7 separate regions of the Mus musculus genome follow, and all the other regions are linked to region 1. Evidence: chromatin loops called from intact Hi-C (ENCODE). Cell type or tissue: heart. All regions are shown on one strand. Region 1 holds the start of Ccdc83 (coiled-coil domain containing 83). Region 2 overlaps Picalm (phosphatidylinositol binding clathrin assembly protein). Region 3 has its middle 40 kb from the start of Prss23. Region 4 has its middle 13 kb from the start of E230029C05Rik. Region 5 has its middle 17 kb from the start of Prss23. Region 6 has its middle 17 kb from the start of Eed. Region 7 overlaps Sytl2 (synaptotagmin-like 2).

Region 1 (4,000 bases):
TGCCCACCGTCCCAACGTTTCTATGGGCACTGGGGATCTAGAACCTGGTCTATATACTCACACAGCTCACATTTCCCCACTGAGTCATCTCCCCATCCCAGCAAAATTCTTTGGAATTCAAGTGTTCATTTATGCCAGGAACGCTTTTTGACCTAGAGAAGGTTTTCTGTCTCACTAGAATGCACTGTTAACAGAATCAGAAATGCACTCCAGCGTTAAAACAAAATGAAGTTGATTTACTTAAGTCCTTTTACAAGTGGTAATTCCATCTAAAATTACTTTAAAATCCTTCACACGTCTTTTCATATAGACTATATATATGTACATAGTCCCAAATAGTGTGAAAATGCAAAGCTTATTCATTTTAGAAAAGTACCATTAAAACCGTTTGTTGAGATCTATGTGTTTAGAAACATGTAGATGAATGACATTGTCACACATCTTTTGGAGGTATCAAGCTTTCCTCAGCTTGGGAACCACTGGGGACACTAGGAGAAGGAAGGAGAAGTGGAACCTCTGATTCCCCACTAAGTCAGTTCAGCACAGGTTTTGGTCCTGTCTGACCCCCAGTTTCTTTCTCCATCTTTTCCATCTCGTTTCAGAACTGTTAAGAGTATTCATAAAGCTTTGAGGAAATTGTGGAGTGGTAGACAGCAACACAAAGGTCTACTTATTCTGTGAGGTTGGGACTCCAAGACACCAAAGGGATGCTTGAGTCTTGGGATACTACCAATCATTATAGATGCCATCACAGCCTCCGCCCCCTTCCGTACTGTGTACCTATAAACCTGTAACAAAACTTAGTATAAATTAAAGATTAATAATACTGGAATAGAACAGTTATCAGATATGACAAACGTTACTTAAACAAAAATGCTTATTTCAGGCATTTTCCATTTAATACCCACCCCTTAAGCCCATCCATCACAAAGATCCTCAGGTACCTGAAACTGATAAAGGGGGACTACTGCATCAGAGGGCTGGGCATCTACTGAGTTAAGAGACTGCGCTAGGACACCCTGAAGGTTACAAACCTTTAAGTTTAGGGCGGCTAAAACCAGGCAGGTATCCCTGTCTCCAGAGTGGTGAAAGAGGGGCACGGCTTGGAGAACCCTTCTCAACAGTTCTTAACCGCTCAGGAACAACGCTCCGAGGGAAAAACCAGAGGGCGCGACCCCAGGCCCATCTCGTGTCAGGGCAAATCAAGAGGAGGGCGTGTCCGCTGTAGTGGGGGAGGGTTCCTATAAAGTTTTGGGGGCAGACTGAAGAAGTCAGAGGTCACACAAGGATGTTAGCTTTCTCCCAGTATCGTCTCCAGCGTTTTCAGGTGAGAATTCCGGGTTGTGGGCTGGTGGTTCTCAAGTACAAATAGCCCAAAGCACTCTCCCTCCCTCCCTTCCAACCCCATCCGGGTCACTTCCCGCTGTTTTCAAAGCGACTGGCATCTTCATCTACTATCCCATTCTGGTTTAGGCACCATGGCGATTCGCGCGCGCCACCTGGCGGGCATATGAGGAATAGTGCGGGTGAGGGAGTGCATGCAGAGGTTAGGGCAGTGGTCCAGTCCTTTCTTCTTTTCCCCCAAGGCCTCTCTCTCCTCTTTTCGAATTCTCTGTGCTTGGAAGGTGGTGTATGTAAATAGGACTCCAGCTTTGTGCGCATGCCTCGCTCGGGTCATTGCAAGCTTATATTTGCTGATATAAAATGACTCCTCTGTGATTTCAAAACAACTCCCCGGGTGTGGGAAGGGGCAGAACTCCTGTGACAGAGGTGCTCTGCTTTTCTGTCTGCGTTTGTCAGCTTGGTTTAACTCTTCAAGTGCTCACAGGGCAACTTGAGGCACTGAAGTCTTTGCATCTGTCTTCTCATTTTACTTTTAAGCGTTTAACAAAGCAATATAGTGCAGTTCAGCCTCATCCTGAAGGCAGTCTATTAAAGCCTCCCATTTCTCTCATTACACTCCAGTAATTTTCTTTTTTTGGCCTGGGAAGTCAGAAGCCAGGCTCTTTTAGGCCTCCGACTCACTTCCAAGTGATCTAGTTGGCTTAAAAAATAGATTAAAACATAGTAAGGAATTTTTAAAAACCTTTTTTGGTTCTTTGTGAATTTTACATTATGCACCCCAATCCCTCTCATTTCCCCATCCATTCATACTCATCCTTGGCCTTTGTAACCTCCCACCACACAAGATAACAACAACAAAAAAATTACAATTGAAAAAAAAATCAGGCCGGGCAGTGGTGGTGCATGTCTTTAATCCCAGCACTTAGGAGGCAGAGGCAGGTGGATTTCTGAGTTCCAGGACAGCCAGGGCTATACAGAGAAACCCCATCTCGAAAACCCAAACGAACCAACCAACCACACAAAACAACAACAACAAACAAACAAGCCACCTGCCCTCCAAAAATGCCTAGTGGAAGCTGTAGTGTATCACAGCGTGTTATACATCTTTACTTGCAACGAGTCGTTGGTCTGGTTGGAGGCTACTGGCTTTTGCTACACTATCAATACTGGGTCCTTACTGGGACTCCTCTTAGATATCCTGTTGTTGCCCTGTGTCATGAAGAACCTGCAGCTTCGGGTCAGCAGGGCTGGTCACCCCATCCATATAGCGATGGGAAAGCTGTTGGGTTAGATTGAGGATGAGGCGTTTAAGGTCAGCCTGGGCTACATAGGAAGATCTGGGTCTGACTGGTAGCTGAGTTGGTGAACTCACCAGCGTCCGGAAACCCACACCATCAGGGCCAGCTCTCCAGCACTGCTTCAGCGAGCTCACCCAATGCCACAGCCAGCAAGGGGCAGGGTCAGCTCTCCCACCTGCTACAGGTGATGGGGGTGCATCTCTCCTCACCTACGCCACTGCATAGCAGACAAGGGGTGGGGCCAGCTCATGCTCTTGGCTGGTGGGGCTCTAGGTTATAATTTTTAAAAGGTTAATACATTACTATTATATTAGTGACCTAATGAAGGAAGGGAACTGAGGGAGCTAGTTAAGAGAGAGAGAGAGAGAGCGCTGTCATCCTGGGCTACATTGAAGACTTTGTTATAGAAAACCAAACAGAAGAGCAGGTGAGCCAACAGGAGGAACTAAGCTGGGTGTTGTGGCACACACCTTTAATCCCAGCACTTGGGAGGCAGAGGAAGGCGAATTTCTGAGTTCAAGGCCAGCCTGGTCTAAAGAGTGAGTTGTCGCGCCCACCTCAGCCAGCAAGGAAGACACAACACGGTCGGATTCTTCTCAACAGCCTCTATTGCAGGAACGCCTCGATGCTGCTACGGGGACCCCGGGAACCCAGGGAGGACTGCTTATATACACCCGAGCACTGGCGAGGGCTATGTGTCCTCCTGGGATTGGTCGGCCTGTCGACACTTCATTAGCATTCACCTGCTCGGGAGGGGTTGGCACCAAGTGGTGACTAGTGCAGGCGCAGTAAGGGTGTTTATGGCCATGGTGTACTGGAAACCGGTGCCATCTTTTAGGCATCGGCTGCCTACATGAGTTCCAGGACAGCCAAGGCTACACAGAGAAACCCTGTCTCAGAAAAAAAAAAAAAAAAAAAAAAAAACCAAACAAAAACAAAAAACAAAACCAACAAAACAAACAAACAACCTCCTGAGATCCTAGTTTCAGTTCACAAACACACATTACACAGCCCCACTTACCCCGTCCTCTCCTGCTGCTGTGCCTCAAGCCCCAACTTGGGCAGACTTCTGCTGCCCAGGAACAGGCCGTGACCGTTTAAAGAACAGGTGCAGGCCAAGCCAACCAGAAAAAAAGTCGAAAGGTGAACTCAGACTGAGACGCACTCCTAGAGCAGATATCACAATAGACACCTGAACTGCAGATAGGCAGCCTACCAGAGGATATCCTCCACTCACTCAGTGACCCTGATCCTCATTCCTGTCCTCCAACTCCCCCAACTGGGGCAGAGACCTCTTGTTGCACCAAAGACCAAGCTAGGCACGAGAATTCTAACCCCCAATTTGGACAGATACTCCC
Region 2 (4,000 bases), 120 kb before region 1:
CCTGTATTTGTTTCTCTCCACTATTCCATAAACTCCTGATTATCTCCCCATACCCATGTATACTACACTGAGGTGGAGGTTTTGTTTGTTAACTCTTCTGTAGTCCTAAGAAATTGGTCAGTTATTCCATATTGTGAATATATTATATGTAGAATAAACGGGATTTCTGTTTCTTCTGAGGTTTGCAAAGCTTTTGGGAGGTAGACCATAAAGATTTTCCTTTTCCTAGTTGGACTGGGGTTGGGGGTATGGACTGGTGTTTGTGTTTTCTCAGTGAGGAAGATAGGCAGAGAATTGAATTAATCCAGTATTCTTTCTGAATAGGCAAAATAAATCATTAGATGTGGGAAGTCCTGTGAATTTCTGCTTACCTTGGCTTGGTGGTTAAAAAATAACAGTGACCTGGGCACAGGGAAGAAGCCTTCACTGGCTCTGCTCGTTCTGCTTGGAACTCAAAAGTGGAGAGGTGGGCTTGGCTTCACCTCTGAACCCAAATATATTTATATCATCATATCAGCACATCTACTAGATACAGTGTTCACATTGTGCAACATAAATTCCAGAAATGCAGTTAACAGAGAAGAATGCCTCTGACTTATTAAAATAAAACAGTCTGTGTATAGTTTCTTGTGGGTTTTGTTGTATATTTCAGGCTGGTTTGGAACCTGCAATAATCCTACTTCTGCCCAACAAGTGTTTATGGTCTTTTTTTTTTTTAAGGTGTAAAAATTTTTGGACATAAATATAAAAAATTCTAATATTTCCAACTCCCCAAAGACCTAACGTTGATTTTTCTGAGAAGAAATGGGACTTTGTTGAAGATAAATTAGATGGTTTTCCAAGAGTACGTGAGACATAAGGTGAAATCTCCTGATGAGATGAAAGGACCCAGTGGCTAGAAGAGAAGAATCATGTAAGTGCTTTAGGAAGGCTAGTGAAACCCCACAACGCAGCACTCCAAGACAGAACTACAAACAACCCAGGGCGGGTTGGTGGTGCATCAGCTCCTTAGCTACTTGTGATCTTTCTCTAGGTTAAGTGATAACTAAGGTGACATAATTTTTATCCAAATTGGCTCACTTGTAAGTGAAAAGGTAGCACGGGGACAGGTAGAAACCAGGACACTTGGTTATTCACACTTTAGAACATGGTTTTCTCTAAATTGACCCAATTTCAACGAACATATTCAGGTGCTTTTTAAAATTTTACAGTAATCTGCTCTGCAGAGATTCTCAAACTTGGCTTCCCTTTTATTGTTCTTGGTGGGATTTGGAGAATTCTTTTAATTTATTTTTTCTATATGATACACCCTGGACTTACAGATTTAGTGGAGGTAAGGATAGTACTCATAATATATGTTTTAATGGGATATTTTTATTGTATATGTTTTGAGAATTTTATACAATGTATTTGAATCATATTACTGTCCTCCAACTTCCTCTCTAATTCCTCCCAGATTCATTCCTACCTCTCTACCCACCCCCAACCTCATGTCTTCTCTTTCTTTTAAATAACCAAACGAGTCCAGTTTGTGCTGCCCATAAACTTCTGGGTGTGGGCATCTCCTGGAGACTGGTCATCATACAAGGGGTTAATAATATATTGCCTAGGAGTTGGTTTTTGTAAATTCTTGTTTTTATATGGGACTGCTTTTTAGAATACTGAGAATTAGTATCTCTGTCATCAGGTAGAGTAATTTGGTGAGATTTTAGAATATAAACTTTGTAATTTGGCATATAAAATTTGAATTTCATACTGCTTGATACTTAAAATGTTTTCTTTCCTATAGGACAGATTGTAATTCTGAAACTTCAAATCTTCAAAGAAGAGAGGAAAACACCTTTTGTTTTATCATGGATTTATTATTATCCTCTGATCTTATGTTAATGCTTTCATTTTGGTTTTCTTATTCCATTTAAATAAATATTTTTAAATTCTTAAATTAGGTGATGGGTTTTTATTCTATTAACATTTTGATTTTGCATTTTCTGATAAATTGAAAACTAGCATAGAAATCTTTTGAGGCAATACTTGTAAAAAATAATGTTTCTGTGTATTTCTTATTTGTAATTTGTGTCAGGGTATGTAGGTTTGGAAATCATTACTCTAAAGGACAATGAAAATAGAGCCCTAACCTCCAAGTTAAAGAGCCTGAACTCTTCTTGCCAGTGTCTGCCACCCAGTGGTAGGCGTGCAGAGTCCAGCAGAACACAGAGGAGAAAGAAGCTCTGTGTCAAGAGTGCTCACACAGTCATCAGAGGCAATTTGATAGTGTGAGGATTGGGGCTCTGACTTGAGCCTATAGTCAATACTTGATACTTGATATTTTGAAAGTATATATTATTCTATATAGCGTCTTCATAACAAACCTTAGCTTTTGTTGTAAGATTTTTTTTAATTTATGATAGATTAGTAGGTGAAAAAAAGACCAACAAAATAATAGATAATTTTAAGAGACAGTAAGTTAACCTGATTTGAAGAAATAGTTTTTTATTTCAATTTTAAAAGGAAAGGCAATTACAAAATGGCTTTCCATTAACTTAAATAATTTATCTTTACTTTTACATTGAAGTATGAAGTTCTATAGATTTGTCTGTGCCTAGCTGTGATCGGCCAGCTCTTAGTGTATAATATCTCAGGGTGGCTTTTTGTACCTTTTCTCCATGTAGACATATCTTTAACTATTCCTATTTGACTTTTTCTGCTCAAAATGAAAGGGAGATCAGTTATTTCTCAGCTAGCTAGACATCTTTTTTGGGAGCACTTCTTGTCCTAGTATTGAGACACAGGCTTTGTGATTACAGTGTTTGATACTGTGTCACTGTAGTGACTCTGGGAATGTGGAGTATTGTAAACATGACACAATGATTGCGAAGTTGTTAACAGGGTTCTTTCAGATCATCACTGCACCAGACCTTAGACTACTTAGATAGAATATTGCTACTTTCTGCACACATCTTCATTTATTGAATTGTTGGAGATTGAATGCAGGGAGGGCTTCACGTGTACGAGGCAAGCAACCACTCTGACTATACTGCAACCCTCATACATTAATTTCTCCTTCAGGACATATTGTGTTTGATGCTGGTAACACAGTGGAGAAGATAGTGCTGCTCTGGTAAGATCAGAGGAAGTCACATATACTCCACTAATTTTAATGAAATGTGTTCAAGTGCTACAGTTGTGATGAAGGGAAAACACCCTGATAACCTCTTGCTCCTGGATTCTGTTTGAGCCCCATACATTTAGATGCCAATGACTATAATGCCAGACTTTATTTTTTAAAAACGTCATTTAGAGAGAAATTATAAATTCTTTACTTTGTAGACATAGCTGTTTGCTATTAAGCTCATGCATTCTCTCTCTCTCTCTCTCTCTCTCTCTCTCTCTCTCTCTCTCTCTCTCTCTCTCTCTCTCTCACACACACACACACACACACACACACACACACACACACAATGTAATTGAAAATTCCTGGGGCACAACCATCATTCTTCTAACATTGAGATTTTTTTCTTTAATCCTCATGTATGGCCTCAGTCTCTTCAAGGTAACTAATTTTATTGCCTTAAAGAAAGTTTCTGTGATCCTTACTACTTGGAGTTTTGTAGTGTATTTCCAGAAATATTTACTGCTCCTGCATTCAGTCTTTAAAATTATTTTTCTAGAATAATTTTCTTTAAGTTGCCTTTATTATATTCTAAAAGCTGGAACTTGCATTGATGGAGGTCTTTTTTTTAAAAAGACCTTCTTTTTAAAAAGACAAAGTAAACCAGGTAAGAGAATTTGCAGAGATTTCACAGCAGTTTTTCTTTTTTTTTGGGGGGGGGCGGGGGAAGGTTACTTCTATATAGTAACAACAATTAGTTAAAAGGGTTGAGAAAGTTTATTAATTAGGATAAATATAGTATCTTGTGATGCATATGTAGAATTACTTTTTTTGGTTTTTTCAAGACAGGGTTTCTCTGTATAGCCCTGGCTGTCCTGGAACTCACTCTGT
Region 3 (4,000 bases), 790 kb before region 1:
TAAAACCAGACCAGTGCAGTCACCATGATGCACAGCACCCTCGTGCACCCCAGAGGGACAGGAAGGGCAGCCTTTGCCTCTTGTTTAAGGAAGATCCCACACTGTAGGGAGTTGCCAGTTGGTCTTCTGCTCTGCTTAGATCTTGGGGAATATGAAGCCATTGTCCTTTGTGCTCACGGATGTCCTGGGTGTCTCTTGGTAGCTTCCCTCATCCTACCCACAGCTTCCTTCAGTCTCAAGTGTCTCTGTTATCCTCTATCTGCTGTCATCCTCTCTGTCATCTTTGTCTACCCTCCCTCTACCCCAGTTTTGGTCGTAGGGTCGTTTTCATTCATCACATATCCTAGAGCTTTAGGGTGTCCTGAGATAAAGTGGGTGCTGACTTAGCATAGCTCCCAGTCTTGTTGGAAGGGCTTCTGCTTCTTTGCCTGAAATTGCACTGCAGAAGCCAGTCCTGTGCTTTCTTAGCTTGCTGTTCATTCCTCATAAGAAGCATGGCTGTACCCCTGAAAGGGAAAGATTGAGGCTTGCTGATACCCACCATTCTGTACAAACACACTCTACAGAGATGGTGATGATGAGCAAGCACAGCATGTACAATGCTGTGTTCCAATTTAGGAAACAAGTAAACTTCAGATCTGTGGGAGTCAGGTGTGGGATATTGTAGGAACATGGAGGAAGAATAGGGTTTTTCCCCCCTTGTTTGCTATACTGAGATTCTAACGCAGGGTAGAGAAGTGCTCTACCACTGAAGTGTAAATCCATGCTGCCCTCATAATATTTGTGAAACATTCTGGGAAAGACCTTGTCTAAGTCTGAAAGAATGAGATAGTTTACCACCAAGATATTGTGGAGAAGGAATTTCTTATGATAAGAACGAGGTAAACAAAGGCACAGAAACTTGTGCTTGCACACGAAGATGCTCTGCTGTGCTACAAGCATAAATTAGATAGCCCACCTGTTCTCTGCCACACATTGCTGTACAGAGTCTCTTTTTTCTGAACAATCAGAATCCAGTGTAACACCTAGCACATGAGCTAATTCTGAGTGGATAGTGGGGGAAGCGCTAACTTCAAGAAGTCTCCGTGGGAGGGAATGCCAGCTACAACCTTCTTTGCAAAATGATAGATCAAAGGGTAGTGAGCTATTGAGTCAAACTTGGTGGGAAAAAACTCATTAATAATGACAAGAATTTAAGAATTTTAATTTAATTGCAAGATGACATTGTTTAAATATGTCTTCCCTGCATACACTGACCCTACTCTTGAACCTCAGTTCTTTTCCCTCTTTCTTTTTATTTGTATAGTGTTTACATGTTCATATGTTATGGTGCACATATGTGAACATTTATGTAGCGACCTAAGTTGATGTTAGAAGTCTTCCTCACTTCCTCTTCTACCCTATTCTTTGGAACAGGGTCTGTCACTTGAAGCTAAAGCTCATTGATCCAGCCGGTCTGTCCACAGCTCCTTACTCTGTACTCAGCACTGTGAATATGTCATTTGCATCTCCTGGCCATGTGCTTCTCTAAGGTGGCAGGATTACTCTGTGTGGTTGTACTGCACCATCAAGTTGGACGTTAGAAGAGAATGTGCCACTTTGAGATGCTAGTTAAAACCCTGTTTTCGTAGATGCAAGAGAAATAGTTGAAAAATTCTAGGCTGGGTCTCAGTGTTCTCAAAACATCTCTATTATATTTAAAGCCAGGAAAGCAAGCCTCTCTCTCTCCTGCTCCAGAGACAGCGAGTCTGACTCCCAGACACAGCCATCTGTAAGAAGTGATGGATGACTGGTTTCCCAGGTGTGATTATTTAATCCCGTAAGACTTCCGTAAGAAACATTTGGCAACTTCAATTCAAAGGGCCATGTGTAAGCTGATGTTCTGTGTATGGAAAATCAATTTTCAGCAAGTTATCCTCTTATCCTGGCTTTGCCATTTCCACTGATTGTGCAAACACCTTGGCAGCATTAGGTAAGTAAGAGGAGGGTCCTAACCTGGAGGCACCAGTCATTGAGAAATCAGTGGGACCAGAGCCAGGAACTGGCTGAGTAGAGACAGCCAACAAGGGATGAGCACAGGCCTGATAACTGCTGACCTGAGAGAGTCTGAGCTTGTGCTGAGCTTGGTCAACAGCCTCTCTACCACCTGACCTGCTGTCTTAGAGAGAAGGCTCATCTGACATCCACCAAGGTCCAGCAGGGAGCCATTCTGCCTAAGAGCCTTTTGGCATAGCATGGCCTTCATTAAGTTCATAAAACTTGCTAAAACAACATGAGCATGACAGTGATGATATATTAGGTATTTACTAGGCACTTTGCATGGACTGCCTCTGATTGTACTTGGATGCACTGTCTCACAGAACAAAGATAGCCATACTATACTCTTGCCACAAGAGGGCACTCAAACTCAGAGAAACTAAGTAGCTAAGTATCACCTCCAAGACAGTGGTAAATGCCGGAGCTGGAAACTGAATCTCAAGTCTTCCTGGCTGCAAAGCCTATATACCTAAGCTTTTACAGAACACAGTGCTAGGTGCTAGGTGCTAGGTGCTAGGTGCTAGGTGCTAGGTGCTAGGTGCTAGGTGCTAGGTGCTAGGGACAGCTTCCCACAAAGCTTCTCCTTTTTATGGTAGGCAGACTAATACTGCTGCCTCTTTTGCTGCTACCAAAGATGGTTGGCTCCTTACCCTTCTGCTCCTTAGACTAGGTCAGACCCCCAGTTGACCAGATCAATTTTGGAACATCTGATCTCCAGCACCAGAAGATGGTAAATTTGTGTTGTATGGAGCACTAAATTTATGATCATTTGTTATAATAGCTATAGGAAATTCATCTAGCTTGAAAAATAGGGCTGATAGATATTCAGGGGTACATTCAGGTTGCCATGGGAAGATGGTACCACAGAGCTAATATTGTTCAAGGCAGAGACTGGTGTTATTGGGCCAAACTGGTGACACGATTGGCCATCGTTTTCAGATGTAGCTGCATGATGCCCCCTTTATTTACTCACTTTACATCCCGATCAAAGTCCCCTCCCGGCTCTCCTCCCAGTCTCACAGGGAAGATGCTTGAATCTCACTCAGAAATGGCATCAAATAGATACTGGAGGTGAATGGAGGGAGGGAACTGGGTGGGAAAGGGGGTGGGGAAGGGAATAGGGTGGTGAGGTGACTGGTGTAGGGAGAGTGGGGGTGGGGAGAGCAGGGTTGCTGGGGCAGGAAGAGAACAGATTGTACCCAATTCTGCCTTCAGTTCCTTGCTCTCAGCACCTTCCAATGCATACTTGCTCCTCCCCTCCCCCCTCAGGCAGTGAGTCTACAGCAGCTGTCAAAAATCTCAGCCAGTACTGGCTCCACTACTTCACATCTTTATCCAGTGGCCTAGTCCCATCTGAGGCCACATCAGCTATCATTGACTGGAAAAAAATGATGTTATATGAATCGCCGTCATAGGGTGTGTGTTATGTGTGAAGGCTACAGTCCCACAGTCAGGGCCAGATTCCTTATATCTCCGCTTCGGAGATCTGGTTTTTAAAATGAAGAAAAGAACACAAAGCTCATGGAACTGTCGGGAAGAAACGAGATGGAAAATGCAGAATACACATTCTAGTATGAGACTGTCAGTCCCCTTCATAAACAATGCTATTACTGTGTGACTCTGCAGTTTAAAATTTCATCATGGCCCTGGGCTCCAGGTGACCTCAGGCTTAATAGCCATGCAAATATTTGCAAGGAAGCCACCTTCTTTGTATAGGGCAGACCTTGTACAGGGCAGGATCAAGCAATTATAAGAACTTTGCTCTATAATTCAGACTTCAGTTTGGATTTTTGTTGTGCATAAAGTGCATGACTTTTTCTTCTTTCTGAGCTAATCCTTAGGATGTCAACATTTGAAAATGTCTCCGGAGGTTGTTAAAGAATTTGAAGTGTGGGAAGTCATTTTGTGTTAGAGAAAACAGGTCTAGTAGTCACTGGCCAGTGGAGACTAGAAAGATACTTGT
Region 4 (4,000 bases), 250 kb before region 1:
GCTACTCAAACACACGTGAGGTAATGTTTCACTCTGGTTTTCTTTAATTTTTTTTAAGGTTTCTTTATTTTTATTTTATGAGAATGTGTGTTTGTCTCTATGTATGCGTATATGTGCTCCATATGCATGCCTTGTGCCCATAGTGGCCAAAGAGGTATTGTGTCACCTGAAGCTGGAGTTATAGACAGTTGTGAGCTGCTACATGGGTTCTGGGAACTGAACCCAAGTCCTCTGCAAGACCAGCATGTGCTCTTAATCATTGAACCACCTCTCCAGTCCATCACTGTGGTTTTACTTCACATTTCTCTGATGATTAGTTAGGTTGAGAATTTTTTTATGTGCCTGTTGGCTACTTTTACATCATTGTGAAAAGTCTGTGGAGTAATTTGATGGTTTGGCTATTAATTTTCCTCCCAGAAGCCTTACAGTGCAATGGGGCAGAGCTCAGGGGTGTGGCTTTGGGGATGTGTTGGATCAGGAGGTTATGCCTCCCATATCCGCTGGCAGAGTCACAGGTGGCATCACTGAGAGATTGAAGACACTTTGTTGTTGTTTGTTTGTTTGTTTGTTTTTCGAGACAGGGTTTCTCTGTGTAGCCCTGGCTGTCCTGGAACTCACTACGTAGACCAGGCTGGTCTCGAACCTAGAAATCTGCCTGCCTCTGCCTCCCGAGTGCTGGAATTAAAGGCATGCACCACCACGCCTGGCTTCGAAGACACTTTTGAAGAAGGGGTCTACTCAGCAAAAACAGGCCGCTGAAGGTATATTTCTGGTCTTAATTGGTCTTATTGACTCATTTTCTTTATCTTTCTTTGTTGCTGGGCTTGATAATTTGCTAGAATGTTTCACAGAATTATTCAAGAAGGCTCATTTTACATTTTCTTTTTTGTTCCTTTCTTCCCTTTTTCTTTCTTTTTCTCTTTCTTTTTCTCTTTCTTTTTCTCTTTCTTTCTTTCTTTCTTTCTTTCTTTCTTTCTTTCTTTCTTTCTTTCTCTCTCTCTCTCTCTCTCTCTCTTTCTTTCTTTCTCCTCCTCCTTCTCTTCCTCTTCCTCCTCCTCTTCCTCCTCCTCTTCCTCCTCCTCTTCCTCCTCTTTCTTCTCTTACTCCTTCTTCATTGTTTTTTTGGTTTTTTTGAGACAAGAGTTTCACTCTGTAGCCCTGGCTATCCTGGAACTTCCTCTGTAGATCTGCCAGCCTCTGCCTACCGAGTTAAAAGATTACAGACGTGGGCAAACCACTGCCCCACTCCTAGTTTAAAATAACAGCTAGATTGAAAGCCCAGAGGACAAGGTACAGAAGGGTCCTGATGATAGGGACTTCTGTCCATGGAGTTGTGGGAAATGTGTTTGCCAGCTGAAAAACACTTTGAACCCTGTCATGATGGATTCTTCATGGAAGTTTGATTATGTAGATTCGGTAAATCACTAAATCATTTTGCCATTGATGATTGAGTTCAATCCCCAACTCCTCTGTCTCAAAGTTTAGGGACAGGGCTGAAAGTTCTACACTTCAGATTAAGAATTTCGACCTGAGGCTGGAGCGATGGCTCAGCGGTTAAGAGCACTAACTGTTCTTCCAGAGGTCCTGAGTTCAATTTCCAGCAACCACATGGTGGCTCACAATCATCTATAATGGGATCCAATGCCCTCTTCTGGTGTGTCTGAAGACAGCTAGCTACAGTGTACTCATGTAAATAAAATAATTAAATAATTAATTAATTAAAAAAAAGAATTTTGACCTGCTAATCCCTACCCCGAAGCTGCATAAAGACTCCCAACTACCAGCTACCTAATTAGCATATTAAAGATACTTACAATTCCAGCAGTCCCTAGCATTTTAGAAGCTGTGTGCCAGAAACCAAAACTATATAAATGTATCATTATATACCTCCATGGAGAGTGGCTATTGTGTACACTTTATTAGTACTGTGGAAATCAGCTGAAAATCTGAGTAATTCATATAAATGGAAGAGTACAGATTTATGCTTCAACTTTCGATGTGCTTCTAGTCAGACTAGACGTGGGCCCTTTCACAAGGTGCGTTTGATGTCTGTGCTGTCAATAAAGAGTAATCTGGCAGGGCTCTGCAGCTCTTGGCCATATGGTCTTCACTAGGAGTTTCTCTTTCCTCTCTCACTTTTTACATTTCATGGACTTGTCTCATGATGGCACCATTGTGACAGGCTAGTCACATCCTTCCACTGCTACTTCCTTAAAGCTTTCACTCAAGTAAGTTCAGTAAATATCCTAAAGCACAGAGCCACCTCTCTATCCCAACAGGTTTCTGAATACAACTTTTGCCCAGTGATGAGACTGTATCATCATCCTACATCTGCAGATTTCTGTTCCGCTGTCCCCATCTGCTGCTTCCTGGTCTTAAAGGGTCTGCACTCCAGCCCAGTAGGATTCCAAGGGCATAGTTTGTGTGTGTTTCTAAGTTTCCTTCCATGTTTTGCGTTTCTCCTCATCAGTACAACAAATAGTTAAACTAAAGCTAGGTCACCCATGGAAAGTCAAAAGCTCAGGTCTGCAAGTTACTAGTAAATTGAGAAATATCCTCAAAGTCACTCCCCAGTTTTTCTTAGTGTTGCTGAAGTTACAACGCTGAGAAAGGAATGTGGATTCTAAATGTCAAGGGTCTAAGCATTTCCTGTACATGGATGCTAGGAGGTTCAAGGCTTGGTCTCTTTGGTTAAGTGGGATGGTGTGGAGCTGCCATGGAGATTTACTGAGTGGAAGAAAAGATTTGACGTTCTGAGTCTAATTTCTACCGTTCTCCCTCTGGGGACAGGATTTGGATACAGAGGTTGTTAGCATTTTGTCTAAGCTCCACCCCTTAGTTACCAAGCAACAACCAGGTATGCCTGACTCACTATGAAAGGGGAGGCTTGCCCCCTCCCCACTCTCTTGCTCTTGCTCTTGCCTTCCTGCTTCCACTCAGTTCCCTCGCCCCTCCCCCTCTCTCCCCATTCCCCTTCCCCCTCTCTCTCCAAGTGCTTATGGACAGCCTCTATTCCTCTCTCTCTCTCTCTCTCTCTCTCTCTCTCTCTCTCTCTCTCTCTCTCTCCCTCTCTCTCTACTACCCTCTCAGCTCCCCTTCCCATGCTCTGAGTAAACTATATATTATACCATCATGTGGCTGGTCCCTCAGGGGGAATGGATGGCTCAGCATGGGCCCGCAAAGGCCCGTCCTTACCCTATACCTGACTGCACCTCCAACAAAACATATCCCTCCTCTCTTTATCTATTATAAACACATCAGAGGTCATCTGGAGAATCAGGGGTGGCCATCTTTTGTCTTGTCTTTGTATAGACTTGATCCTGGTGGAGGGCCATGAAGGTCTGGACATAGGCACTGTGGCGCATTTACTTTGGTTTCTACAAAGCAAATGAAGAGAAATATGGCTTCAGCTTTCATCATTTGACTAAACTTTCCTGTCTTTCAGAAGGTGTTGCAGTAAAATAATAGGAACCTCATATATATATATATATATATATATATATATATATGTATATATATATATATGTGTGTGTGTGTGTAAGAATTTCATGAATTTCATTTATGTACTATTTATTTGTATGTGTGCATGCCCATGTGTGTGTATGTGTAGCTGTGTGTTTGTGGATCTGTGGTGTATGTGTGTGTGTGTGGTGTGTGTATGAGTGTGTGTGTGTGTGAGTGTACACCATCTGTTGGGGATTTAATTTATGCTTACATGGGAATTTGTACGTCTACTGAAGGTTCCTGCCAAAAATTGTTTTTTTTTTGTTTTTTTTTTTTTTTTTTTGTTTTTTTTGTTTTTTCGAGACAGGGTTTTTCTATAGCCCTGGCTGTCCTGGAACTCACTCTGTAGACCAGGCTGGCCTCGAACTCAGAAATCCGCCTGCCTCTGCCTCCCAAGTGCTGGGATTAAAGGCGTGCGCCACCACGCCCGGCTCAAAAATTGTTTTTTTGACTGGTCAGTAAAGAAACAGGCAATGGTTGGGTAGGAGGACAGAGG
Region 5 (4,000 bases), 770 kb before region 1:
AAATGAATCATATGTATACTATTACCCACACCACCTCATGTTTGTGACTGGTTGCTTAGATGCAGACTCCTAGTTTTTAGAAGCCTGACAGGATCTCCCCTACCCTGGCCCCTGCCTGAGCCTGGGCAGATCCAGAGTCAGGCACTTAATTGCTAGAGGCAGAAGACGTCAGCAATCTGTGGCTCTTGGTCGTTGTGATCGAGAACAGATCTTATAGCTATGCTCTCGCGATCCCTTGTTAACAAGACATCCAGCCATGGCAATGACCCAGTTTCCATCACATCCCCAGTGTGTTGAAACTGAGTAGCAGAAGGAACCATGGATTCCACCTATTCCCTCCTTGATAACATTGCAGAAATTCTCTGTACTAAGTTCCAAATATCTTACAAACTGTTTCCACCGAGAGGAACCATGCAGGCCATGCCCCTTCGTTCCCTATAGCCGCTGGTCACTCTGTTTGTGGCCAGTGCTGATTGTAACTGAGTCTTTCTTTCATTGAAGACAAACAGGTGTCCCTTAGGGTCCGTGCATTGATCCTGGCTCTCCTTTCCACAGTCATGTAGAACACAAGATCCCTTATCTTACTGGACTGTGCACATCTCTAAAGATGAGGTCATTTTTCATATGTTATCTCATTGGAAGTGGTTATGTGACGTTCACAAGGGCATGCACCATTTCAGTTTTACCTAAATGAGTGCCTTGCACACAGCACGTTCTATAAATACAAAGAAGTAAGTATCCTCCTACCATGTACTGTTACCCCACTGATTGCTTTATACTCACTCTACTCTTAAATGTTGAGTGTATGTGCTTACCAGCGTGTATGTATATGCGCCATGTCCATATAGATGCCCACAGAGGACAGGAAGAGGGTGTTGAATCCCAAGGAATTGGAGTGACCGGTGATTGTGAGCCATTGAGAACTGGCCAATGTGAGTATTAGGAGTTGGACCAATGTCCTTGTCAAGAGCAGCAGGTGTCCCTAATCATCTCTCCATCCCCAGTACTCCAACCTTGCTGGGAGAAGTCTCTAATCCAATTCTGCAGACCCTGTGTTGCTGGAGAGGAAATAGCATCAGCTTGTGTGATCGACTGTCCTCTTACAATTTAGATTTTAACAAAAGTAAGATTTTTCTTGAAAAATCTTTTAATAAAACCATTTTAAATTCTGAGAACTTCTTGGTACTCTTTAATGAGCCAATAAGGCTTTAAATTAGTAATGTTTGCTGCACTGAGCTTCCTGGTACAGATGTCTGGGATCTAACATCCAGCAGAGAGTCAGGCATTGACACTCACAGATCAGGCCTCTCCTTCATTTTCTACAGGATCTCAAAGGCTTTCCAAGGCATTTGGATGAAGCTCAAATGGTTGGGCGTGAACAAGTCACAGTTCCAACTATCCAGATGGAGCCAAGAAGTCTGGGACCAACTGCGGGGGAGCCCCCAGAGTGCTAACTTGTTTATTATGGATGAGAGTATGGGACTCGCGCCCAGCTGCATTCAGCATATATAATTGGCATTTTCAAAGTGCAACACAGCCTTTAAGTCATCCATGCACCCCTAGATTACCTGGCATCACGCCAATGTTGACAGAGAAAGTGAACGCCAGGCAAGTGGAAAACAGCGCTGAAGCAAAGCCACAATGGAAACTTCTAGGAAGGATTTCACCGCGGTCAGTAGAATGCATCGATCGTCACAAAGTGCCTGGACTACTTTGCACATTGCTTACCTTCAAGGGAAAAGGGAGAGGCTGTGTTTGGATGTCCCCTTTGTAAATGGGAGAAGATGTGGAAAAGACAAAGTTAAATCAAATACTTAGTAGAGCCACCAGAAAGTCCCTTTTGGGTTCGGAGAATTGGAGGAGAGCAGCATAGTTATAAGTCAAGGAAACCACTAGGGGGCAACCCAAGAATGGGGGAAAAGCAGCGGCGGCCGAGAAAAGTTGCTTTCTATACTATTCGAGGAAAGCTGAGATCACGCAGTAAGCAGAACAAGGTGATATTTCAACATGTTGATTTTTACCCAAGGTTACTCTTGACTTGGGAATTCCTCCTAACTGGTCAGAAACACTAAGCAACAACTCTCTAAACAGAATTGTGCTATCAGGAGAAACTGCAGCGCTAGAGTAGTGCACCTGACGGTTTTAAATTCCTTCTCCAGGGCAGTGGGAAACTTTGAAATGCTCGCAAATGGGAAGGACATTTAATTAATGGTAGATATAAAGTGACAGAGAGTAAAGAAAATCTGAGCACGCTTAGCGAGTGTTTATTACCCAACGCTGGCTGTTTGGTAAACAATAAACTGAAAGGAATTACACGTGTTAATGCCCAGGTTTATAGATTCAAGTGTGATCACAATGTTTTAGCCTTTTCCACAACTCTCATGAAAAATTAGATTTTTCGATTTAAATTCCCCTTTCTCCCAGTAAGTCTTGATGGCATTTTTCTATATTTAAGAACTCCAAAAGAACAGAGCAGGGGCGTTAGAGACTTTATGGAACAGAAGAACAGTCACAATTGAGGTGATCAGTACAGAATGATTCTTCCTGGTACTCTGCTGTAGCTGGCCGACAAACATCTTTGCTACAGTGGGAAAGCAAGATGAGATATTTTGTGGAGTTTCCTATCTTTGCGTTGGACTGCCCTGGCAATTATCTGGGAGTAGTAAAGCATGCCATTTTAAAAGGAAAATGTTCTGTGTCCCAGAATGGCTTATCCACAGAGGACATTAGTCACGCTTGGGTCACACTGCTTTGCCAAACATGGCATTTTTTCCCATCGGGGAACTGGATATAGAACTGGTATTAATAAATCCAAGAAAGGAAATGCAGCGGTGAGGCTGGACACTAACTGGGAGATTTATTAAAGTGTATGGGAGATTCTCAGCTAGTTTAACTCACAGAGTGGTAATTACATGTCATTGATGCCAAGATAGTTCTGTAGAGAGGGTGATCCCTGAGCCCTGGGAAATAGGGACAGTGTCTTTACTATAGTGACACGCAAGCATCTTGAACACACAGATGTGCAACGTTCTCTCTGCAATTCTGGGATGAGTGTGGGGGTGGGACTGGTACCCATTGTAGATTGTTTGCTGGGTAAGTAATTATGCCTGGAGAGATGGGAAAGGGCAAGCTAAGAGGAGGGGAGCTTGACCAATGACCAAAGATAAAAAACACAGGTATGTTCAGTAGGGCTTAGCTGAAAGTCAGACCGTATGAGCCTGGAGAGCAATGGAGAAGAAACTTGATCAATATATTGGATATCATACATATATATCATATATATATGTGTGTGTGTGTGTGTGTATGTGTGTGTATATATATATATATATATACATATATATACATATGCATATATATGTATGTATATATATATATGTATATATATATGATTCAAAGGTTAGAAAATGAAATTTGGGGTTCTAGTGACCGAGTTCTAGTCAAGGGGAAACAAAATGGGATCAAGTCTCTGCTTCAGACATGTCTGAGGCAGCCAAGACAAGCTGGGAGGCTCATACTCTAGTCTAGAGGTTGCTGTCATCATCTTAAAAAGGAGCGAATGGAATGAGACTAGTGGTAAGGAGCTGCAGAGGGGACAGACAGCGCAGACCACTGAGCAACCAATCACCGGATCACATGTGAGATGTGCTGAGGAAGCAGACACTGGACTACTGTTCAAGTCATGACAAAGATCTGTTTTCTCAGTGAGCGATTCCTATGCTGGGCCACAGGACACCAGTGGACGATAGAACAGAATTCTGCTCTTTCTCTTACAAGGCTCCTACACTCGCAGGGAAGACAGATATAAATGACAGTGATGGTGTAATACCTGCTAAGACAAGACAGGACAGGATATAATGTATAAATAAGATTGGGTGGGTAGGGTATGGAGGGAGAGGATAAGAAAGGGTAGGCTAGGGTAATGAAGTGAGATAGGATGGGTCCAAGACGCTGCAAGAGTCTTATTCTGGCTTCAAGTAATCCCAACCATAGCATTATAGAT
Region 6 (4,000 bases), 270 kb before region 1:
AGGGTGTCAGACCCTGAAGCTGGAGTTCTAGTTTTGAGAGTTTCCATGTGGGTGCTGGGAGCAGAGCTCTAGTCCTCTGGAATCACAGCAAGTGCTCCTAAGTTCCGAGTCGTCTCGCTAACCCCCAGTGTTATTGTTCAGTCAGCTTGAGTATGCTTGAGTGGGGAGATGACCACATAATCTCACAGTGCACAGGACTCCATGGGGATTTTTGTTTTATCTTGGTGTTTGTTTGCTTTTCTTTAGAAAAGCCAGGGCTCAGGGAGTAGTTTGGTAGCCGTTTAACTCATTAGGAGCACAAGGGGATTGGAGTGCAGTCTGCTGACTTACGCCAATGCTGTTTCCTGAATACACTGCGAGTCTTGTAACTTTTGCTTCCAGTCACTTTTCTTTCTTCTCTCTTTCGTTCTCATCTTTATTTTCCTTCTACTATCTCCTTTTTCTCTTCCTCTTTCATTTTTTTCCTCTTTAAAAATGAAGATACATTCTCTTACAGAAAATTTGGTGTTTGAAATCATCCTCCAACAACTTAATTCATTATTTTTTTGAATGATTCTCACACTTGCTAGAAGTTGTGCACTTACCAGTGACGATATTGAAAAAATAGACAGATAACTACAATCTGGACATGTGACAAAGCTTCGGATCCGACTTACAGAATCTCACAGGAGTATGGGGGAAGGTGTTGCATGAATTAGACCTTTGAAGAATAAAAAATTTTAATTTAAATGGGCTGAGAAATTTTCAGGAAAAGAATTTTGTGCAAAATAAAGATACAACAATCCAGAGGAAAGGAGCAACACAAGAACACAAGAGAGGGAGACATCAGGTAGAGTGGTAGAGTGGTATGTTTTGGAGGAGGGAACGACAGACGGGGAGACTGGAGAGAGAGAGAGAGGAGAGAGAGAGAGACAGAGAGAGAGAGAGAGACAGAGAGACAGAGAGACAGAGAGACAGAGAGAGAGAGAGAGAGAGCGCACTGGAGCTCGAGTTTGCTGCCCATATCTGGTGCACTTGAAGGGGGGCATTTGCTGACAGAAGCTGTTGCTAGGTCCCTGGGAGGAGCATAGTGGAATAGCCTGTAAGCTAACAGTGGGTGAGAAATCAAAGTCAAAACTGGAAAGATACCATATAACTTATACCTCAGGCCAGCATCCTCTCAACTGTCAAAGATCAGAATAGCTAAGATACACACACACACACACACACACACACATACACACAGTGGGATGTCATGGGAACTGTAGATATTCTCCCTGAAATGAAAATGAGTGAAACCAAACAACTCAGTTTATGAAGGCTGATGATAAGATGGGAGAACTTTTTTTTTTTTACCATATAAGCTGCATGCCTATATTGAGCAGATTGACCACTACACTACTCCATTCCCCAGCTACGAGATCCCTTGCTACTTGCCGCTTCTCTGGGCTCCATCTTCCTGCTACCTCCTCTTCCTCAATCCTCTCTCTTCCTCCACTCTCTAAAACCCCACCTTTCCCTTCCGCTGCCCAGTCAAAGGCTCTAGCCTTTATTTGACCAGTTAAATGGGAAGAAGGTTCCCTTGAAATCACCTGAGTATGAGATCCACTCCTCATCAGGGAAGCCCGTCTTTTTTTTTTTTTCTTTGAGACAGGGTTTCTCTGTATAGCCCTGGCTGTCCTGGAACTCACTTTGTAGACCAGGCTGGCCTTGAACTCAGAAATCCGTCTGCCTCTGCCTCCCAAGTGCTGGGATTAAAGGTGTGCGCCACCGCACCCAGCAGGGTTGCCCCTTTTGGGGAAGCAGAATTAACATCAGAATACAAACAGCACCAGGGCAACCCACATCATTTCCCCCCTTTTGTCCAAATAAAAGGCTCTTTTCTTTCATATATAAATTGAGTACAACTATTACAATTATGCAAATTATAGAGTATAAGATACACGTAACACCCAGTCCACCCCATTTGTCAATTTAGATAAGACACTCTACCATTTATCCTAACTTAAAAGGCTTACAATTCTATACCTGAATTATGTCCTGGTTTTAGCTTGTATTATCATCTGAAAACCATCCCCTCAAAGTTATATCATCTCTCTCAATACAACCTGTCTAAATAGGTTGACTTGACTATGGGACTACAACCAATCTTCAACCTCGTCAGAAATCCGAGAATGACTTAAATATTACCTGAAACTATAGAAAGCACATAACATAGCTTCCAAAACTCAAGAACCCGTCCAAGGAGAGATACTAACACACTTCGGCCTCAAGGGGGAGCTCAAGATCTCCATCCCTCATTTTAAGAGCCGTGTATAAAGAATCCCGACTAAGATGAAAAGGGAAGGGGAGGGGTGTTAGAAGAGGCACAGGAGTTAATGGAAGTGAACCAAGATATTCTCCTCACTAATAATCTCAGAATCCCTTGGGTGACTCTTGTAATGCTTTATTTTATTTCTTCCCTGTCTTTGATAGCTGGAACATTAAGTCACTAGGGAGAAAGTATCCGTAGAGGTCTTTGTCCTGCTAGCTACTGAGGCAGAGTCTTGCTAGGATTGAGACCCGGCCTGAACTGGCAGGAAAGGATAATCCTTTGATCCCAGCATCTTTTGTTCACTGTTGCGGGAGAAGCATTGATACCCGGGCATGACTCAGGATCCTGGGCAGATTCTTTCTGTTTGCTGATTAGATGAGGCTGGCATAGAGAACCAGAATTTTGGAATCAGGGAATTGATGAACATGATTCCTGATGAGGGGGGCCTTATCCAAGCTTTGATTAGTGATAATGAGGCAGAGAAAAAGAAAAAAAGCAATTTCCAGTGCAGGGAATGGTACTCTTGGGAAGCCAGGTGAAATGGCTTTAATATCTTTAATCCCACCACTAGAGGCAGAGCTCTGTGAGATGGAGGATAGATAGCCTGGTCTACAGAGCAAGTTACAGGTCAGTCATAGTCAGACATAGTGAGAACCTGTCTTTGAAAGACAAAACACAAAACAACAAAAAAATGAAAGCAGAAGACGGGCAGAAAAGAAAAAAAAAGCGTACTGTTGATAAACCTAGCTACCTCTCAAAGACAAAACAGAATTGACCTCTTCAGTGCCTAGAATAACCTTCCCAGCATTGCTCTGGCATTCTAATGACTGCAGGGTGAGGCTTGCCATAAGTAGGCACCTCATCTACAAACAAAATGTGTTCTTGGACAGAGATAATTTAATTTAGGAGAGGGAGATGTGCCAAAGGCAGTTGCTTAGTTTACTAGTCCAGAGCGGGGCCTAAGTGCAGACACTGCAGCCTACACAGGTGTTGGACACAACATCACAGGCTGGTGTCAGAAAGTCACAGTAAATTAACTAATCAATTAATTAATCCTCTCTCTCCTCTCTCTCTCTCTCTCTCTCTCTCTCTCTCTCTCTCTCTCTGCATTCAGAGAGCATTTTAAACCTTCCTTTTATGACCCAGTTACTCCTCTGGATTATTTCCCAAGTGTCAACTCCTAAGAACAATTGGTAGTCAAGAAGTGTGCATAGTTTACAGGTTTTGCTATCTATTGAAAAATTGCATGGCAAACTTAAATGTTGTAGAAATGGCTATGACCTCTAAGTCTTGGGATCCTTTACTTATTTGATAACTATTTCAATTATATTTTTGCAGAAATGAGAGACACCTAAGCCCACGCCCCTGCCTGGCGGCAGACGCCACTGGGTTGAGAAACTATCTGATGGAGAGATGGGAGAGAGGGAGTACTGGTGGAGAGAAAGCGAAGCTGAGTGGTCCCTGCACTGTGGACAGAGGTGGAGCTGGAGATGTGATTGTGGTAAAGAGCAGGCAGATGTGAGGAGCCAGGGCAACCCCCTAGGGCCATGGAAGTCCAGGCCTGAGCTGCTACTAAGAGCCAGGTCTCTACTGCACCTGGGGTTTGTGTTGATGTCTGTGGCCTGTGTAGCCATCGAAGGCCATCTGGCCTGACTTGGATTTTTGGAAACTCAACGGCCACATCTACTGACACCCTTTCTGCAACAA
Region 7 (4,000 bases), 140 kb after region 1:
ACTCAGGTCCTCATGCTCTGTCAAAGCATTCCACTAACAGCTATCTCACTTCAATCTTCCTACCTCAGCCAGATGGATGCTGGAATTGTAGATGTGAGCCACACACTTGGCTTTTGTGCTCTCTTCTTCCATTGCCTGTCTGATAGCTGTGCTGAGGGGCACTGACAGCATACATGTTCCCTTTCTTAACTAAGATGCCGTCACATCACTTTCTCTTTTTATAGTACCATCCTTCCAGATACCAGTAGAAAAAGTCGCCAGAAGACAAGAGCTGTAGGGAAAACCACCAACCCCGTCTTCAACCATACCATGGTGTATGATGGGTTCAGGCCTGAAGATCTGATGGAAGCCTGTGTAGAACTCACAGTCTGGGACCATTATAAACTAACCAACCAGTTTCTGGGAGGTCTCCGGATCGGCTTTGGAACAGGTAACTTTTGTTACAGGTTTAATTCTCTATGAGCCTAACTCTCCAGAAAATGCTAAAGTTGTAATTGTAATAAAACCATTGAGTGAAAGGTCATCAGGGGTCCAAGGGTTCTTGGATAAGAGGGTCTGAAGAGTCCAGAGTCCGTCCTTTCAGAACCTAAGGTACTGTTGGCAGGTTCCAAAATCAGAGCTTGAGAGTTCTGACTTTGTGATCAAATATCCTTACCTGGTGAGTATTATGTAGCATATCCAAGCCAATGAACATGCATTTCTTTGATTGTACTAATTGAGAAAGTTAAACAATGACATCAGGTATGCCCAAGAAGACAGGTGATGCCGACATTTAAGGAGATAGGTGAATAAATAAGTCTGCTCTGACCAATCACAGAGACTATCATTTCATCAGTGGGTTAGCTGTTTTATTTCCTCTATGACTTTTGTTTCACGGTTCCAGAAGGCAGTTAGTAATTGTACAAAAAACCCAATACTCCAAAACAAAACAGTAATAACAACAATGATAATAAACAGTTCATTTCTAAGGCAAATTATGAGATTGAGTCTTTCAGGCAAAACTCCCTAAGGCATCATCTAGAGTCTCCTCCTCCTCAGTATTTAATCCTCCCGATTCCTCTAAGCCCTGAAAAACTTATGATCCAGTTCCCACATTCACGTTCAGGTGAAGAGCAATTATGTAGGAGCCATGTGGATTAATACAAGCGACCTGCGTAGTAAACTAGTTCTTCCTTACACCCAGGTGTGCTCTCCAGGTGTGCGCACACTCCTCGTTGTCTTCCCTGCCCCAAGTGGGAAATGTAAATGAAAATGTAAAACTCTTTTTCAGGAAAAAGCTACGGGACTGAAGTGGATTGGATGGATTCTACTTCTGAGGAAGTTGCTCTCTGGGAGAAGATGGTAAACTCTCCCAACACTTGGGTTGAAGCGACGCTGCCCCTCCGGATGCTTCTGATTGCCAAGCTTTCCAAGTGATCCTAGTCAGCCGATTCCGCCATCAAAAACTACGCCCCAGGGGCATCTGAACTGGAGAGTTGGCCTCATGGACAAATACCCTCTCCCGTTGTCACTAATGACTTTTAGAAGCATGCTCAACTTAATCTGCATGCATTTCTTTGGTTGCACGACTCAAGGGAGTTAAACGATGACAAGATGTACGGCCCAGAAGAAGTGTGGCGTGATGCCGACATTCAAGGAGAGAGTTGAACAAGCTAGGAAAACTGAACTGTTGCTTCCACACCAAAGAAAAAGCTAGCTTCACATGTTTCCTACCACAATCCGTGTTGCAGTGCAGGCCTGCCGTTTGGTTATTGAAATGCTTGCTGGGCTTCTAAGTAAGAAGGTTTTGGGCAAAGCAATGAGGAAACTCCTGGGATGGGGTGGAGAGAGAAAGGACAGCGGTGAAGACAATGACCTACATAATATGACGAATTTACTTAGTAACCTCTAATGAAACATTGAATTCCATGTTAGGGCAGTAAGACTGACTTCACTGCTCATAAATCTGCCTTGAGAAATCCCACACACACCCGGACTCCTGTAACCTCACCTTCTCAGTCTCAAATGGACTTTGGTGCCACCTACTGGCTGCATATGGAATTCAGCTCTTGGCTTATTTTGGCTTAATTTTTGCTAAAGTGGGTGGCAAGTCTATATTTTATAAGACTATGCTAAAATATTGCATATAGTTGATGGTTTTCTTATGATTTTACTATATAAAAACAGCATTAAAGTATTCACATATATGCTTTGCTACAAAGTTTTAATCAGAATATAAATTGCTCAACTGTATTGGACTTCCTATGTATAATTTTCATAAGGTCTTTTGTAAAAACCCTTAGAATAAATTATCATGGTTTAAATTGCATCAGTAGTTTAGCCTGACTTCTTATATTTAAAAAAATACATTCTGTAAAAGCAAGCTCCAACTTAATGTAGGTAGGAAGTCTGGATAGTGAGTAAATGTGAAATCTCATAAAGATGCCATCAAAACCTTGTGGCTCTTGCCTATAACCCCTGATCTAGAATATGGAGGCAGGAGAATTGTTGCTAGTCTGAGGCTAGCTTGGGCTACACAGTGAGAGTGGTCTAAAAACAAAAAAACAAACCAAACAAAACTAAAAAATTTAAATAAATAAGTAAAACTGAAAGCCTAGTAGATTATTTGCCTTTTTAGGAAAGCAAACACTGCAGACTTAAGTCCACCGGGTGCTGAGTTAATAGAGCCTCTCCTCCCCACCCTCTTGCGCGCGCTCGACTGGCCAGGAAGAACGACGCTGCAACAGGATCCTTCTGCACACGTTTATTGGGAGAGCTTGATTGTAGAGGCGAAGAGACCCCGAGCCCAGAACTGGTGCTGCTTTTATAGGCCTAGGAGGGGCGTGTCTCACACCCGGATTGGTTATGCACTAAGCCTCATTTGCATGTTCCTCATCTGATTGGCTACTCTCTCTCAGTACCTTACAGAACATCATTATCATACCTCATTTGCATGTCTCACATCTGATTGGTTATACTCTCAGTACCTTACAGAACCTCATTATCATGCCCGGGCCAGGCAGTGTCTTTGCAAAAAACTTTACTGCATATGTACACATTGGTTGTTTGTCCAGACTTATGCGTGGTGGCCAGCAGTAGTCAGTGCCACTCTGCAACAGCACATGTGGCTTCCCACATCTCCCCCTGTTTGTTTTAATAAAATGAGGCTGGACTAGGCCTGTGCAATTATGTCCATCCGCCGTGGCTCCTGTTTTAGGTCATTCCTCTAATGTCACAGCCTTACCCGTCATAGGGTAACCCTATCGCCACCGGGCCCCATGTCTTAGGTTGGACTGTGCACGAGGAAAGTTGCCCGTCTCTGGATACTGCAGTGCTGTGTAACAATAACTGCTAAATGACCTAGGGCGAACTCTGCAAAAGAGGCCAGCCAAAAAATGAATTAGTGGTGAAATCATGATCACTCTATCGCTTGCAATGAGGAAACCTCAGTGATGTGCAAGGGCTGATCAATGATCGTTGAGTCTCTCTCATCTCAGTGCTGTGGAGTGCAAGAGCAGAGAACTCAGATGCCAACTAATTCTTGAGCATGGATAACCAAATTTCAGGGGAGGAGCCGTTTTCAATAGCTAAAAGTGCCTGAGTTATAATCACCTTGTCACGTTTTTGTTGGGTTCTGAATTTGCATACCAACCAGAGCATGAACACCAGTCCACAGCATATGGCAGCACCAAACAAAATCACTCCCACCCATTCCTTAAAGTAAGAAAAAGCAGAGGTAAGCCAAGAGGTAAAGTCTCTGAGGGTCACTGGTTCCACTCTGGTCCCATTAAGGTTCAGGATCTGCATCTGCAGTCTCGTCTGCAACCTCTCCAGCTCCTGCGACCAGTTCCCCTTCAGGTAATTCGATAGGTCTGTACTTTTAATAAAAGAATTATTAACAAACCTATTGGGAGTGATGCACACATGCAAAGTGGATGCCACACAACTCATGTCATGTTGTAAAATATCCACTCTGATTCACTAACATTAACCCTGAGGCAATATGAGAATCCACCCTTTG

Evidence for each region. A loop is a pair of places that touch in the nucleus more often than their neighbours do. Peaks named below come from ENCODE experiments on the same cell type or tissue, not always from the same donor. Only the 100,000 strongest peaks of a DNase experiment are listed, where the experiment ranks them.
Region 2: it touches region 1 in a loop (6-fold over the local background); 9 of 42 quality-filtered maps call a loop at or near these places.
Region 3: a loop joins it to region 1, with 5 times the contacts of the local background. A loop is called at or near these places in 5 of 42 quality-filtered maps.
Region 4: it touches region 1 in a loop (8-fold over the local background); 17 of 42 quality-filtered maps call a loop at or near these places.
Region 5: it touches region 1 in a loop (5-fold over the local background); 5 of 42 quality-filtered maps call a loop at or near these places.
Region 6: it touches region 1 in a loop (4-fold over the local background); 28 of 42 quality-filtered maps call a loop at or near these places.
Region 7: it touches region 1 in a loop (2.7-fold over the local background); 7 of 42 quality-filtered maps call a loop at or near these places.

Annotation. Positions count from the first base shown.
Region 1 is chr7:90,264,290-90,268,289 of GRCm38, forward strand. It overlaps Ccdc83 (coiled-coil domain containing 83), which reads right to left and starts at 1,143. Exons shown (of 11, transcript NM_183293.1): 1 at 1,035-1,143. In heart, a CTCF peak has its summit at 1,513 (motif pointing left); a DNase peak (open chromatin) is centred at 1,492; H3K4me3 peaks cover 596 bases; H3K27ac peaks cover 538 bases.
Region 2 is chr7:90,148,316-90,152,315 of GRCm38, forward strand. The region is part of intron 1 of Picalm (phosphatidylinositol binding clathrin assembly protein); the gene reads left to right. Among named protein-coding and RNA genes, the nearest start is that of Picalm, 20 kb to the left of the region's middle. In heart, no CTCF peak of the experiment used is centred here; a DNase peak (open chromatin) is centred at 2,186.
Region 3 is chr7:89,475,405-89,479,404 of GRCm38, forward strand. No RefSeq gene overlaps it. Among named protein-coding and RNA genes, the nearest start is that of Prss23, 40 kb to the right of the region's middle. In heart, a CTCF peak has its summit at 2,384 (motif pointing right); a DNase peak (open chromatin) is centred at 2,047.
Region 4 is chr7:90,014,500-90,018,499 of GRCm38, forward strand. No RefSeq gene overlaps it. Among named protein-coding and RNA genes, the nearest start is that of E230029C05Rik, 13 kb to the right of the region's middle. In heart, a CTCF peak has its summit at 2,165; no DNase peak of the experiment used is centred here.
Region 5 is chr7:89,498,236-89,502,235 of GRCm38, forward strand. No RefSeq gene overlaps it. Among named protein-coding and RNA genes, the nearest start is that of Prss23, 17 kb to the right of the region's middle. In heart, a CTCF peak has its summit at 1,890 (motif pointing right); a DNase peak (open chromatin) is centred at 1,386; H3K4me3 peaks cover 774 bases.
Region 6 is chr7:89,995,937-89,999,936 of GRCm38, forward strand. No RefSeq gene overlaps it. Among named protein-coding and RNA genes, the nearest start is that of Eed, 17 kb to the left of the region's middle. In heart, CTCF peaks have their summits at 2,249 (motif pointing right) and 2,853; no DNase peak of the experiment used is centred here.
Region 7 is chr7:90,408,132-90,412,131 of GRCm38, forward strand. Sytl2 (synaptotagmin-like 2) reads left to right here. Exons shown (of 20, transcript NM_001368878.1): 19 at 225-430; 20 at 1,271-2,307. The coding sequence ends at 1,416. Among named protein-coding and RNA genes, the nearest start is that of Ccdc89, 16 kb to the right of the region's middle. In heart, a CTCF peak has its summit at 2,036 (motif pointing left); no DNase peak of the experiment used is centred here.